Linked DNA regions of Homo sapiens: all the other regions are linked to region 1. The links are chromatin contacts, found by Hi-C or POLR2A ChIA-PET in ENCODE. All regions are on one chromosome and are shown on one strand. Each heading gives the region's core, a stretch centred on a gene start or an enhancer-like site at or near the end of the contact. The rest is flanking DNA. Distances are from core to core; before and after follow the strand shown. Region 1 holds the start of SOAT1 (sterol O-acyltransferase 1). Region 2 holds the start of QSOX1 (quiescin sulfhydryl oxidase 1). Region 3 holds the start of C1orf220 (chromosome 1 putative open reading frame 220). Region 4 overlaps LOC105371632 (a long non-coding RNA gene). Region 5 has its middle 63 kb from the start of C1orf220.

What was found. Hi-C counts contacts between places; a loop is a spot of excess contacts on that map. ChIA-PET counts read pairs that join two places held with the same protein, here RNA polymerase II (POLR2A). Pooled maps may share reads with other maps.
Region 2: a map of CD4-positive, alpha-beta T cell shows a loop between it and region 1 (3-fold over the local background). The contact joins the promoter of QSOX1 here to the promoter of SOAT1 in region 1. A Hi-C loop is called at or near these places in 3 of 168 maps with a recorded cell type or tissue (CD4-positive, alpha-beta T cell, CD8-positive, alpha-beta T cell and naive thymus-derived CD4-positive, alpha-beta T cell), 1 of 37 single-sample maps with no recorded cell type and 11 of 50 pooled maps.
Region 3: a map of CD8-positive, alpha-beta T cell shows a loop between it and region 1 (15-fold over the local background). The contact joins the promoter of C1orf220 here to the promoter of SOAT1 in region 1. A Hi-C loop is called at or near these places in 6 of 168 maps with a recorded cell type or tissue (CD8-positive, alpha-beta T cell, IMR-90, OCI-LY7 and 2 more), 15 of 37 single-sample maps with no recorded cell type and 18 of 50 pooled maps. POLR2A ChIA-PET finds 5 or more read pairs at or near these places in 1 of 52 experiments (PC-9).
Region 4: a loop to region 1 is called in a map with no recorded cell type, with 2.7 times the contacts of the local background. The contact joins the enhancer-like site here to the promoter of SOAT1 in region 1. A Hi-C loop is called at or near these places in 1 of 37 single-sample maps with no recorded cell type and 3 of 50 pooled maps. POLR2A ChIA-PET finds 5 or more read pairs at or near these places in 1 of 52 experiments (GM12878).
Region 5: a loop to region 1 is called in a pooled map, with 3 times the contacts of the local background. The contact joins the enhancer-like site here to the promoter of SOAT1 in region 1. A Hi-C loop is called at or near these places in 2 of 37 single-sample maps with no recorded cell type and 5 of 50 pooled maps. POLR2A ChIA-PET finds 5 or more read pairs at or near these places in 1 of 52 experiments (OCI-LY7).

Annotation. Positions count from the first base shown.
Region 1 is chr1:179,292,373-179,295,499 of GRCh38, reverse strand. SOAT1 (sterol O-acyltransferase 1) reads right to left here and starts at 1,703. Exons shown (of 16, transcript NM_003101.6): 1 at 1,564-1,703. RefSeq lists an enhancer at 999-1,506 and a silencer at 1,719-1,908.
Region 2 is chr1:180,153,282-180,156,408 of GRCh38, reverse strand. It overlaps QSOX1 (quiescin sulfhydryl oxidase 1), which reads right to left and starts at 1,540. Exons shown (of 12, transcript NM_002826.5): 1 at 1,237-1,540. The coding sequence starts at 1,501. LOC105371636 (a long non-coding RNA gene) reads left to right here and starts at 1,571. Exons shown (of 2, transcript XR_001738314.3): 1 at 1,571-2,410. RefSeq lists an enhancer at 1,266-1,365 and a silencer at 1,546-1,865.
Region 3 is chr1:178,541,164-178,544,290 of GRCh38, reverse strand. It overlaps C1orf220 (chromosome 1 putative open reading frame 220), which reads right to left and starts at 1,495. Exons shown (of 3, transcript NR_033186.1): 1 at 1,406-1,495. LOC124904460 (a long non-coding RNA gene) reads left to right here and starts at 1,646. Exons shown (of 2, transcript XR_007066748.1): 1 at 1,646-2,257; 2 at 2,465-3,127. RefSeq lists silencers at 1,261-1,330, 1,361-1,690 and an enhancer at 1,741-1,800.
Region 4 is chr1:178,574,158-178,577,284 of GRCh38, reverse strand. It overlaps LOC105371632 (a long non-coding RNA gene), which reads left to right. Exons shown (of 4, transcript XR_922315.3): 1 at 1-3,127. Among named protein-coding and RNA genes, the nearest start is that of C1orf220, 33 kb to the right of the region's middle. Within about 2 kb of position 1,489, at least 3 of the 41 ENCODE cell types and tissues checked have a DNase peak (open chromatin) inside an H3K27ac peak, as active enhancers do.
Region 5 is chr1:178,604,447-178,607,573 of GRCh38, reverse strand. No RefSeq gene overlaps it. Among named protein-coding and RNA genes, the nearest start is that of C1orf220, 63 kb to the right of the region's middle. RefSeq lists enhancers at 1,354-1,493, 1,504-1,653. Within about 2 kb of position 1,418, at least 6 of the 41 ENCODE cell types and tissues checked have a DNase peak (open chromatin) inside an H3K27ac peak, as active enhancers do; they include OCI-LY7, where a contact is called at or near this core.

The sequences.
Region 1 (3,127 bases), core at 454-2,953:
CCCTGAAAATTACAACAGGCTAAACCAGCCTTCATGAAATGCACTAGCAGAGGAAACAAAGCAACTAATTCATTACAATTAATGATCAACTTCTGCTAAGGAGAATAAAGAGTTCATGGAGGGCTTAATGGGGATGGGGTGATTTCCAGAGGAAGTGATATGTGGGCTGATATCTGAGGCAGGTATAAGAGTTGGAGGGAGGGAGAGAATACAGCATTAGAGGTGGAGGAAACTCCTAAAAGCCAAGAGAGGAAAGAAAATGAAGCTTTCCAGTAACAAAAATAAAGCCAGTGTGGCATGAACCTGGAAAGCCAGAAGGAAAGTGGGCCAAATGAACCAGAGATAGAGTGTGCTCACTCAGTAGGTCTTTATCCTAAAAGACTGCGAAACCTCAGATGCATTCTAAGCATGTGATTCACTAAAACACGTGCATTTCTAAACGATAATTCAGTGCCACAGAGCTCCTTCCAAAACCCATTCTCACACCCAGACAACGCACAGACTTCCTTAACAAGTCATTCACTGACACCGCCCAACTTTTAAAAAGAAAAAAAAAAAGCTTCAAATTGAATTCTACTTCAAGGAAGAGGAAATCAAGCAGGCTGAAAAAAAGAAAAAAGTGGTTTAAACAGGTGGCAGCCACTTAAATATTAAAAAGTGACCAACAGGCCAGGCGCGGTGGCTCACGCCTGTAATCCCAGCACTTTGGGAGGCCGAAGCGGGCGGATCACTTGAGGTCAGGAGTTTGAGACCAACCTGGTCCAACATGGTGAAACCCCGTCTCTACTAAAACTACAAAAATTACCTGGGCGTGGTGGCGCACGCCTGTAATCCCAGCTACTCAGGAGGCTGAGGCACAAGAATCGCTTGAACCCGGGAGGCAGAGGTTGCAGTGAGCCGAGATTGCGCCACTGCACTCCAGCCTTGCGACACAGCGAGACTCCGTCTCAAACAAACAAAAGTGACCAACGAACTTAACCTAAATATATATACGGAGAATAAAGTTTATATAGTTGTTTCTCACTTAGAAATAACCTTTCAATATACATATTATTTAAATTACATGACCATTAACACTTAGGGAAAACAGAAACTTACCTACATCCTAATATTTTACAATAAAACATGAGCTTGATTAAAGGTTCTGGTGCCCCTACAGATTTTCATGTCTTGCTAATACCATCCTTCCCTTCACACATTTTCTCTAAATCATTAAAAAGCTGACTTCCTGAGTGCATTTTTGGTTTCGCTTTTTAAAGAATAAAACGTCTTCTAATTCCTAACTTTCTTTACTACTGACTTGAGAGATGCCACGAGATTTGCGGAACACCAAACCAGCGTGCAGGGTTTAAAAGGCTGCCCGTGACCCGGGCGCCTGACGGTAACTTTCCCGCCCTCCCCTCCCCAACTCCCCTGCAGTCGCCGAGCCTCGCCTTCTCCGCAGCACAGCCCAGGACAAGGCCGGGCCGGAGCTGCTGCCGCCACCGCTTCTCCCTTCCCCGCGGGCTGAGGCCGGTGGACCCAAGCGGGAAGCGAGGAGAGGCGCGGGAGCACCACCGTTACCTGAGGCCCGCGCCCGGCAGCGGGCACTTCGGCCAAGAGGGCAGAGCCGGGAAGCGGTCACAGAGCAGCCAGCAGGAAGGTCGACTCCGGGAAGCTCTCCTGGCGCCCAGGGCCCGCAACGTCGCCTGCTAAGCTAAAGCGCCGGACAGCCCGGCCCCTACGCCCCCTGCCTCCGAGCACCGCTGCGTCACGCGCAGGGCCACCTCCGGCTGAGCATCCTATTGGTGGTCCCCAGGTTGCCAGGCTCCGCCCACCTCCCCGCCCCTTCCCGGGCGCGCGGGTCCCCGGCGCCAGTGCTCGCAGGCTGGCCCTGGCAACCTGCCAAGGAAGCTTCTCACCCGGACATCATGATACCGGCGACAACATCTTGCTTGACACTTCCACCCCAGCAGTAGAATGTGCAGCCAAAACGGGACTGCGACAACTCCCTGCAAGCCCGAAACGGCACCCTGCGTGGTAGCATGGAGCTGCAGGGGCGTTTGGCTCCTAGGCCGACTGGAAGAAGCCGCTTCTGGAGCTGTGGATCATTGCAGTTTGAACTGACCATCCAGGAACAACGTAGAACTAGCCAGAAGCAAGAATCGCTGGCTTATCTGCACACCAAGATTCGTGCCTTTATCAGGAGATTCCTTACCGTTTGAAAACCAGCGTCCTTCAGCAACATTCAAACTAGATAAGGGGAAAAAACCTGCACCAAATAATAAAACACACCAAATAATGGAACAACTAAGTAATATTTAAGGGCCCTTGAGGCCAGGTGCGGTGGCTCACGCCTGTAATCCCAACACTTTGGGAGACCGAGGTGGCTGGGTCACCTGAGGTTAGGATCGAGACCAGCCTGACCAACATGGTGAAACCCCGTCTCTACTAAATACAAAAAATTAGCCGGGCTTGGTGGCGCGCGCCTGTAATCCCAGCTATTCGGGAGGCTGAGGCAGGAGGATTGCTTGAACCCGGAAGCCAGAGGTTGCAGTGAGCCTAGATTGTGCCATTGCACTCCAGCCTGGGCAATAAGAGCTAAACTCCTTCTCAAAAAAAGTTTTAAAAATAAAATAAACAAAGGGCCCTCGTGACTTCATAATCAAAAGAAGAATGATGCAGAGAGATTTGGGACAGAGATTAAATACAACAGTTAATCGCTTGGAATTTGTGAAGGCAGAGGTGTACGTAAATTTAGGGTAAAGGTAGGTGAAAAGGCAATGATGAGAGGAGCAGAGACTGAAGAGTCGCACTCACAGCCTGCAAACTAATACCAGCTAGCCTGGCCTGACTAATCGCTTCTTCCCCACTCCTCCCCAGGACAAAAATCCCTGAACAAACAGATGAGGTTTAGCAGAACTGACTACTCTCTGGGTCCTTTAAACAAAGTGGATTTGTACACGTTCCCTTGGCCACCCAGCAGGCTGCACTGTTCACTCAAAGCAGAAATGGCCCTCAGCATCCAGTCGAGTTTAGTACTGGCTGTCATTGGCAGATCTGCTCCGTTTGGCCTCTTCTACAACTGTGATTGCCACGTGTGCTGACTAGTTGGTGACAGGGTCTGGTAGACCCCCAGCTGCTTCCC
Region 2 (3,127 bases), core at 291-2,790, 860 kb before region 1:
AGGCCTATTTCCAAAGATGCCCACAGTTCTCATTCAATGACCATTTCAGGGTAGGAGGCCGTGCTAGCGACCTAGCACCAGAGTCAGGAAGTAACTCCATTCAGAGGCAGCAAGTCAGGAACAAATCACTATCACTATACCACTCCTGCCCGCCAAATACCCACTACCTGGATTAGGTGGATGTGTGACACCACAGGAATCTTTAAATTGTGGAAAGGAAACTATGAGACAATGTATGCCGAGTACTTAGTAAGGTGCCTGAAATGATAGGTGCTCCGTAAATATTAATTACTATTATTACCATATTTCCTCGACTCTAAGTCTTAAGTGTTTCAAAATTTTAGCATTTCTGTAATAGAGTTCACCTTCAAATCTTTATACATGTAGTGGTTTTTTCCTATCCTTCTACCCCTTGGGCTGTCATAAAATGAACAGTGTGTCTCACAGTTGATGGTGTCTTGGAATTCAGGAAATATAGTTTTGGTGCCCCAACCAGGGATTGGGAACATGGAGCAAGAGCCAAACACGCACCAAAGGCCTCTGGGTGCATGGGTTTAAAATATAAGGGTCTGAGCGGGGGAAGAGAGAGAAGGATGTGGCCCAGAAGCTAAGGAGCTGGAGGCGGCAGGTCAGGAGAGGCCCGGAACAGAGATAGGAAAACTGCCAGGTGGACATACCCACATCAAAGACAAAAATGAGAAAGGAAGTCTATGTACCACCTGGTCAACCAGTCGAGGGAGTGGAGAAAGGTGGCAGGGAGGCAAAATGGATGTCCGTTCCCTTTTCTCCCCAGCACTGACCCACAGCAGCTAGGGAACCTGGCAGGAAGATGACATGGGTCCCTGGACGAGAGGAAGAGGACTGCCACAAGGCTGGCCCAGGAAACGGTAAGGTGTCAGCGGACCATGCGGAGGAAGGAACAAAGGAGACCTCTCGCAGGGAAGGAGGCAGTAACCTGGCGGGGGACGAACCGGGCGAGCAGGGCAGGTCTGGGGGCCCAGGCCGCGGAGAGGGAAAGAAGCTCGGGATGAGGGCCAAGAGGAAAAGGCAAGGGAGCGGGAGGCAAAAATGGAGCTGAGAAACATGAAGGTGGTGGGCGTGGGATGCGCGGAGAGGAAGAGGTGGGCGGAGGTGACTGGAAGAGGGACGCGCTCCCGGAGTAGGAGGCTGCCCACCGGGCAGGTGGAGGGGTCCGGGCGGCGGGGCACGGGGGAGCGGGCCGCCCCCGCTTCTCACCTTTGACGTCTTCGGCCAGCGCCTTCCACGTCGGGGCGAAGGCGATGCAGTGGCCGCACCAGGAGGCGAAGAACTCCACGGCCCAGGCGCTGCGGGAGCCCAGCACCGCGCCGCGCACCGTGTCCGCCTGCAGCAGCGTCAGCGGGTCGGAAGGCGAATAGAGCGCCGACCGCGGGGCCGCGTTAGCGCCGGGAACCGCGAGCAGCCACAGCAGCAGCAGCAGCAGCGACGGCGGCGGCCCGGAGCCGCTGTTGCACCTCCTCATCCTCGGCGCTGCGCTCACCACCACACGCAAGCACCGGATGAGTCGGGTCCCGGCGCCGCGGCACCGCCTGCCTCCGCCCGCAAGGAGGAGCCACGTGGCCCCGCCCCTGAGCCCCCGCCCCCGAGCCCCCGCCCCCGAGGCCGGCCCAGCCACCCCGCCCCGCCGGCCGCTCCTGGGCGCGGGAGCGGGCGGGGCTGAGCTTGTTGCAGGGGCTGGCCCTGGCCGGGTGGTGAGCCATCCTTTCGCGGTCCGCCGAGGCCTCGGAGCAGCGCGACCCGGGTTCCCGCCTCAGGCCCCAGGAGGCGAGGTGTACAGTCCGGTAAAGGAATGGAGCGCCCGCCGAGCGGTCGCTGCGGGGGTAGCCTCGCGGAGGTTGTTTGGCCTCTCACGGCCCCCGTATCCAACGGAAGAGGAGTCCGTTGGAATAGACGACCCGGATTTCGGCTGTTGTAGGGCAGTTCCTGGGCTCCCGCGGAGCGATGAGACGTTGTGAATTAGATGTGAGAAGAGGGACGCTTGGTCTGCGACCACCAAGACCCCACAGGATCGATGCACCCACCCCTGCTGATGACCATGACCATCTAAAGGGGAACATCATTTGAGGGGCCCTACTCATGGATCAGAAGCCCCTCTTCACTGTGGGGTGTGCTGGGTTGGCGGGCAGTTGCCGTGGAATCAGTTTCCTCAGGACCCATATCTGACCACCCTCATAAGGTTGTCAGGGCGATTCCAACATTCGGGGTTCCCAGCAGCCCAGATCCCCCACATCCAGCTCTTCAGCCTACTCAGAGCTCTCCACGCTCACTCACATGTCCCTCTCGCAAGTAGCCCGATCAACTCACCTGGTGTCATGGGCACTAAGGTGTTAATGGATTTTCTCTGGTCACCTTTGCAGCTCCACTGTTTTGAGTGAGTTATTTTAAGGGGAGAAGGTGCTCCTCAGACGGTTGTCACAGTGATATTTTTCCTTTGTGACTGCCAGGTTAGCCCCTTTCACCTGTAAGAGCTTTGAGCCTAGATTTGTTATTCATTTATTCAAGTTTTACTGAGTGGTGTCATGCCAGGCACTTGTTTAGGTATAAGGATAAGGCAGTAAACAAAATATAGACTCTAGGGACGTGGAACTTACATTCCAGTGGGGGTAAAGAGATGATACATAAGTAAATGTAGATCAGATGGTGACCGATGTTATGAAGAAATGTAGACTGGGGTAAGAATAGAGTGGCAGAGGAGGTGCTATTTTACACACGAAGATCAGGGACAGGTCTACCCTTAATATTTGCAAGAACTGAGTCAGTAGTACAAATGGAGGCCCACATATCATGTCTACATATTTTAAAACTACAAATTAAACGGTGATGTAAAATTCCTATCCTTTTATCTTGACATGTATACCTTCATCATAATCTGGAAGGCCACATTTAAGTTTAGGATTCTTGGACCCTTCTGAGATACGCCCTCGAATGTAGTGCTTTGGAGGGGGAACATGTCCTTGGCCCTCAGCCTTCCTTCTTCTCTTGGCACCCCAGCTCTGTCCCATACTTCAAATGGCCTTTTGCCCACACCTATAACAACGACATCTGCACATCAGAGTTTTGTCCACACCTGCAAATAGCCTCCCCTTGA
Region 3 (3,127 bases), core at 246-2,745, 750 kb after region 1:
AACTTCTGGATTTAGGAAAACAAAACAGGCCAGGCGCGGTGGCTCACACCTGTAATCCCAGCACTCTGGGAGGCCAAGGCGGGCAGATCAGGAGCTTGAGACCAGCCTGCCCAACGTGAGAAACCCTGTCTCTACTAAGAATAAAAAATTTAGCCAGGCATGGTGGTGGCACGCCTGTTAATCCCCGCTACTTGGGAGATTGAGGCAGGAGAATCGCTTGAACCTGGGAAGCAGAGGTTGCAGTGAGTCGAGATGGCGCCACTGCACTCCAGCCTGGGCCACAGAGCGAGACTCCGTCTCAAACAAACAAACGACAACAACAAAATGCAAACTCTGGCCAGGCGCGGTGGCTCATGCCTGTAATCCCAGCACGTTGGGAGGCCAAGGTGGGCGTATCACTTGAGGTCAGGAGTTCAAGACCAGCCTGGCGAACATGGTGAAACCCCATCTCTACTAAAAATACAAAAATTAGCCAGGTGTGGTGTCATGCACCTGTAGTCCCAGCTACTCAGAAGGCTGAGGCAGGATAATCGCTTGAACCTGGAAGACAGGTTGCGGTGAGCACAGATCGCGCCACTGCACCCCAACCTGAGCGACAGAACAAGACTTCATAAAAAAAAAAAAAACCCCACGCAGATTGCAGATTCCTGGGCCCCATCTTCGCCTTTCTGAATTGCAGCCTTTCACCCTTTAAGAATGAGAGGGTGAAATCTGCACGTCATACAAATAGCCCAGGGGCTATTAATCTGATGTTGCTCCCCAGCTCCCTCCAACACCGTCAGAGGGTGCACGGATTAGGCCTCTGCTGCGTGCAGAGAAGCATCCTAGGTGCTGCGTGGCTGTGCCAAAGCAGCAGAAACCGGTGGTGTGCCTTAAGATGCATGCTCCAAAGCTGTCCACAAGGCCTCTGGTACAGGCTTCCAGGTCTACGTCTCGGCTTCCCCGACAGTGTCCATGCGACACTGTCACCAGTTTCTCCTCTCACAAGCAGAAAATCAAATTCGGATTGGGCAAATGATTCCCTGCCCGGGTGTGGAATAAGGGTCAAGTCCTAAGTATGGAGAGAGAGCGCCGGCTCCCGCCAGGATATGCGAAGCTCTGGAGGGGAGGCCAAGCCACCAGGCACCCGGCGGGAGAAGAGGAGGCTGGAGAGCGCCGCCCAGTGCCTGCAGGCCGGGCGCTCCACGCCTCCCCTCCCTCCTGCACACCCCATTCCCCTCCGGTTGCCCCGCCTGGGAAGCCCCCTCCCCACACCTCCCGGCCCAGCATCTGCACGAGAGCCGCGAGCCCTGGCCCAGAGCTCTGGGTGGGCCTCTCACCCCAGACGGCGGCCGCAGCCCGTCCCTGATCACCGGCCGCCTGAGCCCTCCGTTCGCTCGGCGCGAGCGCCGCCACCCGTCCTTACCCCCATCCAGTCCGAGGCCAGCCCCGTAGGCTCCGAGCCTGCTCCGTGAAAAGCCTTTTCCCCAGGAGGAGAGTTACTGTAAAGCAAGAGGAAGCCGAGAAGAGGCGGTGGCTGCAGCGCGCGGGGCCCGGCGGGGGCGCGGGGGCGTCGGGGTACTGACTGGGCAGCGCGGTTTCCCCTCATCCCGGGACACGGTGCGGCGCTAGCGCCACCCAGCGGGCGCGGTGGGAATTGCGCTCCCTTCCTGCGCTGGGGCTCTGGACACACAGGCGACCAAGAATGACGCCTGCAGCCGGATAAACGCTCGGGGCAAGGCCGCTATCATCCCTCTGCCGGGAGTGAGTCAAGTCTCAGCAAAAGAAGAAGCCACTTTGGCCAAAATTCCAAGAGTGCTGATGAAGACGGTGACATCTGACATTTCAATGGCACTTTCCATTTCCCCCGGGGTGCGCATTCCGGGCCAGTGGAGCGCTGCGTCGCCTGTGCAGGACCTGGAGGTCTGCAGGACTGTGACCAGTCGGAGTCTCGGAGTCGTGGGTTAAACATTAGTCGGGAGCACTCGTTCATTCCCTGAGCTCCCCTTGCCCTTCACCCTTCGGTCCCGGAAGCCGGAAGGGAGACTGCCCCGCCCCTTGCCTGCCGCCCAGTGGCTCTCCCGGGGCCCTCTTGGCCCCTCTCTCCCAGCCCTCCATACAGTGAAGGGTTGTTTCCGCTGGTGACTTCCACCTGTGGGAGCAGAGAAAGGAAGCGGGGCAGAGGAGAAGGGGAAGGTGTCAGGCGATTCCCCTCCTTGCGCTGCAAGCCGGGTGGGAATAGAACACCTGCAGCCCTCCCCGGCGCCCTGCGAATGAGGTGGGAGTGGGAACGCCATCAGGGCAGAGCCCCTCCAGCTGGCTGGGGTCTGCACCTCCTCGCCAGCCCGGCCACCTCAAAACGGTGCTTGCCTCCCTGCGGGGGTGTAGAAGCCTCTTGGAGCAGCACTTGTAGAAAATCAAGTCCCTGGAAAGAAGCAAAATTAATCCGTTTGTTTCTCTATTTATTTTTGCTTCCCCACACCAGGTATTCACTTCATCCAAGGCTGCCCAATGTCACCTTCCACCCAGAGGAATCTCCCCTCTCCACCCCAGGCCAACAGCCTCTGCCTTCAGCTGTGGCCTCCACTCTGGCATTACTCTGGGCAGAGGGCTCAGGAGGGCTCAAGGAGGACCAGTGACATTCAGAGTGGCCAGAGTAAAGGGAGGGAGGGGGAGTGGTGGGAGAGGCGTGCAGAAGGCACAGGTGAGGTGGCGGAGGGGGGCAGGTGGTGGGGGGAGCGGGCTGGGGTGGGATGGGCCTGTCAGCATAGCAAGGGCTGTGATGGGCTTGAGTCTGACAGGGGGCAATGACCTGACCTACGGTTTTGTAAGATCACTCTGGCTGCCACCTGGAGAGCTGGTGTGGGGATGATGGCCATGGTAGACACAAGGGGAGCAGTTAGGAGACCACCACAAGTGACCATGCGGCCCAGGCGAGTAGGGTAGCAACAGAGATGGGGAGAGGAGGTCAGATTTGTGATCTGTATCTGAAGGTGGAATGGACAGGAATTGCTGATGAGCTTGGGTGTGGTGCATGAGGGAAAGAGAGAAATAAGCATCATTCTTAGGATTTGTCCTGAGCAACTGGAAGAAAAAGAATGACAGTGGCTAATACGGTTAGCCAGGCGCTCCTCTAAACCCTTCACAT
Region 4 (3,127 bases), core at 240-2,739, 720 kb after region 1:
GTCCACTCCTGTAGTCCCAGCTACTTGGAAGGTGGAGGCTGCAGTGAGCCATGATCGCGCCACCGCACTCCAGCGTGGGTGACAGAGCAAGACCCTGACTCAAAAAATAAATAAAAACAAACTTCCAACAGCAGCGGTTCTCACTATATTCCATCCTCAACAGCACTTGTTATTGTCAAACTTTAAAACTTCAACTGATCAGGTGGCTGTGTAGTGAGTAACATTTCACTGTGAGTTTAATTTGCATTTCCCTGATTATTAAACAAAACCAAGAATCTTTTACTATGTTAATTGGCCACATGAATTTCCTGTTATGTGCCTGTTCAAATCTTTTGACATCTTGCTATTGCCAAATTTAAATTTCCTTTTTAAATAAATTTCATATTCATTAAAATTACATTTGACAGAAAAGTATGTCCGTCTTCCAGGGTACCTCTGCACACCTGAGAACTGTATATAGCTAAAGGTAAAATGTCTAAGATCTGTAAGCTTATAAGCAATTTTTTTTTACTATAAGTCATTGAAAAGATTATAACAATAGTTCACAGAAAAACATGGATTTAGATCATTTTTTCTTATCTCTATTTTCAAATCTAACATCCTTTTTTTGAATTTTGTCCCCTCATTTCCCTATACTTTCATAGAGAACAAACATACTCCTATATATCACAGTCCTTTGTTAAAATCAAGTGCAACCAAAGTTATTTATTATTCTATTCTGTATTTCTCATGCTGTGTGCGATATGAATTGTTAGAAGTTAGCTAAATGTCTGTAATAAAGTAGTGACACTATTGTATATATGACCTTTGCAGCTGAGATAATATTAAGTAAAATATAAATGGCTACAATAGTTATACATATCTAATAAAAATAAATAAACAGCTCACCCAAGCCTGACATCTAGCTTTTGCTCACCTTATCTCCTTTAGACATTTGGGTATGAGCTCACTGGCAAAGAGTGAAGCCCATATAATCTACCATTAAATAAATTATTCAGTAATCTGTGATGTCCTTGTAACATGAGAATCCCCTATTTAAAAAAAAATAGCTGCACTGCTTACAGAGGCACATGCCTGCTATTTATAGTCTTTATGGAAGTTGCTTTGCTAGCAAATCCAACTAGAACTCCCCGGGAATCTACAAGGATTGATGTTTACTGCAGGGTTTTTACACTGAGCTATTTTGCATATGTGTGGGTGTGTGATGCACACACAGAGGACTGACGGAGAAAGCCCAAGCAGGTATGAGGTATTTGTTAGCTCTGCTCCATTTTCCTCTTAACATTCAGGAAACTCAAATAGGGACAAAGTAACTACAGGTCACCCACAGATCCAGTGATATGTATTCCTGACTGTATCCAGGCAACTGGGGCTCTACTTTTTTCTAAGAAGACATGTTAGTTCTCTGCCAACAATGTCAGATTTCTCTCACAGACAAAGCAGACCCAGGGGCACTGAGCCTCCCTTTTTACTTCCCCTTTTCCCCCAGGTGCGAGTATGATGTCCTGAAGACAGGAGGGGATGTGGGTTGCAGGGAGTCAAGGAATCAGGGAGGCAGCTTGCAGATCAGAGTGGGGCAGATGGCCTACATGAATTCTCATTCTGGAAGGGCTGGAAAAGAAACAGCCAGGTTGGCTGGGCATGGTGGCTCACACCTGTAATTCCAGCACTTTGGGAGGTAGAGGTGGGTAGATCACTTGAGGCCAGGAGTTCGAGACCAGCCTGGCCAACATGGTGAAACCCCATCTCTACTAAAAACACAAAAATTAGCCAGGCGTGATAGTGTGCACCTGTAATTCCAACTACTTGGGAGACTGAGACACAAGAATCGCTTGAACCCTGGAGGTGGAGGTGGAGGTTGCAGTGAGCCAAGATGGTGCCACTGTACTCCAGCCCGGGTGACTGAGTGAGACTCTGTCTCAACAACAGAAAAAGAAAGAAACAGCCAGGTGTCTATTTTTTCATAGTTTCAATTAATTTTTTGATTAGAAAAATATTTTATAAATATAGAAACTTAATTGGTATGTGGATGAAGCAATTCTCTTTATAAAAGGCTCAGAATAGCCAATTAACTCCATTTTCATGAAGTATATGTCGTGTTAACTTTTGAGTTGACAATTATCAAAAAGGTTTCATCAAGTGAAACTTGACATCAAGTTATGTGTCAAAAGTAGGCATAGAATTCTTGGCATACTGAAAAAGTATGGACAGGCAAGTGAAATGGAATTATGTGAAATATTACTTGGATTTTTCTAACATGTTACACAGCTATTCAGTAATTAAAATGTTTCTGAAAAATAAAAATATAAAAGCTGCACAAATATTTAGTAACAAAAGTTGAAAAGTACAAATTGTTTTTTAAAACGAAATAACTTCAGTGAAATTTTACTACACACCTATCAGAATGGTTAAAATTTAAAATAGTGACCATATCAATTGCTGATAAGGATGTAGAAAAACTGAATCTCTCATACATTGCTGGTGGGTATAGCCACTCTAGAGAACATTTTGGAAGTTTCTTATAAAACTAAACATGCAATTACCACAAAACCCAGCAATTTCACTCTTGGGTACTTATCCCAGAAACATAAAAACATATTTTATGTTCACACAAAACCCTATATACAAATGTCCACAGCAGCATTATTTATAATAGGCCCTGGAAACAACCCAGATGTCTCAGTGGGCAAATGGTTAAACAAACTGTGGTGCATCTAGACCTTGGACTACTACCCAGCAATAAAAAGGGAGCAAACCATGGATACACACAAAACTTGGATGGATTTCAAGTGAAAAAGCCAATCCCAAAGAATTACGTATGTTATGATTTTATTTATATAACGTTCTTGAAACCATAAAATTAGTGTGAGAGAGTATAGTTTAGTGATTGGCAGGGGTTAGGGCCAGGGGGTGGAGGATGGAAGGAGAGGGAAATAGATTATGTTACAAAAAGGCAACATAAGAGATGGTGATTGATATACAAACCTCCACATGTGATAAAATGGCATAGAATTAAATACACGTGCACGTGCACACACACACACACACACACACACACAGAGTAAATGTAAGACAGGAGGGAAATCTGATCAAGATCTATGGATTGTACCATCAATTTCCTAGTTGT
Region 5 (3,127 bases), core at 169-2,668, 690 kb after region 1:
GAGTTGACTCAGCCTTTGTGAAGTGCCCATTTTTGGCCCACCCAGGTACACAGAGGTAGAGAATGTTGTCTGCCAAGGAGATCCAAAAGCAATGAACAGACACCAGAAGCCACGTAACCCAGTGAGAGAAAATGACTGAAAGAAAGCACCTTGGTATCTGAAAGCTTTCTAATTCAGGGTTCCAGTGCTTGAGAGGCCCAGCTATAGTTTCAGCAGCTTTGGGCTCTGTGAACTATCCCTGTATAAATAAATGTCTCCCTTGTGTTTAAGAAAGATGGGTATCATAAAATCATGTGAATGTTCGGTAATAGAGACACATCCAAAGTTTCACGGGGCACCTGGAGGTGAGGGAAAGTAGTCAGGAATGGCTTTCTGTAGAAGGTGATGTTGGTTGGACCAGTAGGGAGGGCACTTCAGACAGCGAGAACAGCATAAGCAATGCTGGGAGCTGCAAGCAGTTCAGTGTTGCTGGCACATAAAGGCATGGACTGGCCAGGAGTGAGGCTGGCCGGAGAGGGTGGCCAGGGGCCCAGTCAGGAGCATCTTGGGTGCCATGGGAAGGAGCCTGGACTTTATCCTGCAGGTCAGGGGTTCTCAACCATGTTTGCACATTAGGATTTCCTGGGAAATTTTAAAAAGAAATATGGTTTCTTTCTCCCATCCAGTCCACTTAAATCAGAATCTCTGGGAATGGAAGCAGGAACTGATTTTTTTTTTTTTTAAGGGCCCAGGTGATTCTAATGAGCAGATAGGCTGGAGAACCTGACAGGATGCCTTGAAGGGGTTTAAGTGAGATATAGACATGGTTTTAGAAAGATCACCATAGATGCTAGACTTTGAGGATGAGACAGAAGGCGGGGTGACTGTGGGCAAACTGCTGCAGTGTGCAGGGAGACGCTGAAGAGAACCTGAAATGGGATGAGGGTGCCAGAATAGAGGGGAAGTTTGCAAACATTATTTAGGAGACAAAATAGTTTTCAGTTTAAGATTTAGTGACTGGAGAGAGATGGAAGGTAGTCAGGGTTGTCCTGAGGGTCCTAGCTTGGGTGACTAAAATTGCCCCAGGCGGCACTCACCAGGGTTAAGCTGTGGATGTGTGGAATATGAGGTGGTGCCTGGTAAAGATCAGGCAGCTGAATAAGGCACCTAAGGCTTCAGGGCTAGACCAGGTGGAAACAAATTTCAGTTTCACAGCTCATTTTGAGTGTTGTCATTTATTTTTTATCATTTATTGAGGAGAACCTCCAAAAAAAAGTCACTTTTGTAGGTTACAAGGTGTTATGGGTGTTGAAAGCAGAGTGAGCCCCACCCCAGACCACCTCCTGAGACAGGGTGTGATGTGTGTCTCCAAGTGCCTTGAAGTCAAGTGACTTCTCAGAGAGGTCTAAAATTAGCAGAGCAGCTGTGCCTAGTGGGTGGCAACACCTCAGCTCACTAGGCCGAGAATGGGGCCTTCCTGCTGTGGGCTCTGTTGTGTGAGTAGGTCAGGAGTTAAAAGCAAGAATCTGTTTCTTTGGAGAATTTCCCCAGGAGCTGCATGTAGTCCCAGTGTGCTCAAAGAGAAGAGAAAATGTCTTCTGTTGCCAGGTGGAAGGGAAAGAACAGGGAGGGGTATGTTGGAAAGAAGCTTCATAGAAGGGCTGATTTTCAAGAACGTTCTCTATGGAAATGACGCCCTTAATGACAGGTGAGGAGTGGAGGAGCTCACACTGGGGAGTCAGTTCTGACAACTGGAAACCTGCTGTGGGCTGTGTTTTGCACAGAATAATGCTGTGTAGATGCTTTTTTTTTTTTTTTTTTTTTTTTTTGAGACAGAGTCTTGCTCTGTCGCCAGGCTGGAGTACAATGGCGCGATCTCGACTCACTGCAAGCTCCGCTCCCGGGTTCACACCATTCTCCTGCCTCAGCCTCCCGAGTAGCTGGGACTACAGGTGCCCACCACACCCAGCTAATTTTTTTTTTTTTTTTTTGTATTTTTAGTAGAGATAGGGTTTCACCGTGTTAGCCAGGATGGTCTCAATCTCCTGACCTCATGATCTGCCCGCCTCAGCCTCCCAAAGTGCTGGGATTACAGGCGTGAGCCACTGCGCCCGGCCTGTAGATGCTTTCTTGTTGTGGGTTTTCACTCTCGGGGGTGGTTCAACCTGGCCTCCAGATCAGGCCTCTGCTGCCAACCCTGCCAACCCAAGGGATTTGTGGTGGGGGCCAGGCAGGTAGGTAGAAGTGGAGGGAGAGGAATCTCTTCACATTTTTTTTTAACATAGTATAGATGTATATAACATATTAAGCATACATTTTAATAGTTTTATATAAAAACTAACCCTCAAGACATATAAAAGCCTGGAGAGGAGATTGGAGGGGAAGGGTAGTAAATGACACAATGTTTCGTTGTGTTTCCATTAGGTTGGATTCTCTCTTCCTTGAGCTTTTGTCTACAGATTATTCTACACACACAGGAAGGATGACTGAGAAAATGAAAAATGGCAAGATACAGGACTCACTACCTAACTGAAAAGTTAAGCATGAACAAGCTGTAGGGGTATTATATATCCAGGAGTATTAATTTATATGGCATTTATCTGGGGATTTTTTTCCTACAAAATACCACCATAATCCCAGATGATACCAGAAAATATTTAATAGCAAGATTAAAAAATTAATCTTAACATGTCCTTTACGTTAATGTCCTCCATTCACACAAGGAATCCCCATTCTCCACCCAGAGATCCCAGCTATCTCCATAACCACGGGAAGTTGGTGAGATTGCCTGGAGCAGCCGCTGTGAAAGGCAGGGAGGAGTACAAAAGGAGGAAGCAGATGGGATGCTCCTAGGGCACCTACGGACTGAAAAGGAAGACTTCTGGGCTGGGTCTCAGGGATCATGTTGAGTTCAAGGAAAGAAACTCCCCAAGAAGCTGTGTCCGTTTGGCCTGTATGCGAGCAGATGTGCATTATCTTGGCCAAGCTGCTTCTCTGAGCTCCGAAAGACTTGCTTTGCTTGAAATAGTCTCTTTTGGCCGGGCACGGTGGCTCACGCCTATAATCCCAGCACTTTAGGAGGCCAAGGCGGGTGGATCACAAGGTTAAGAGATCGAGACCATCCTGGCCAACATGGTGAAACCCCGTC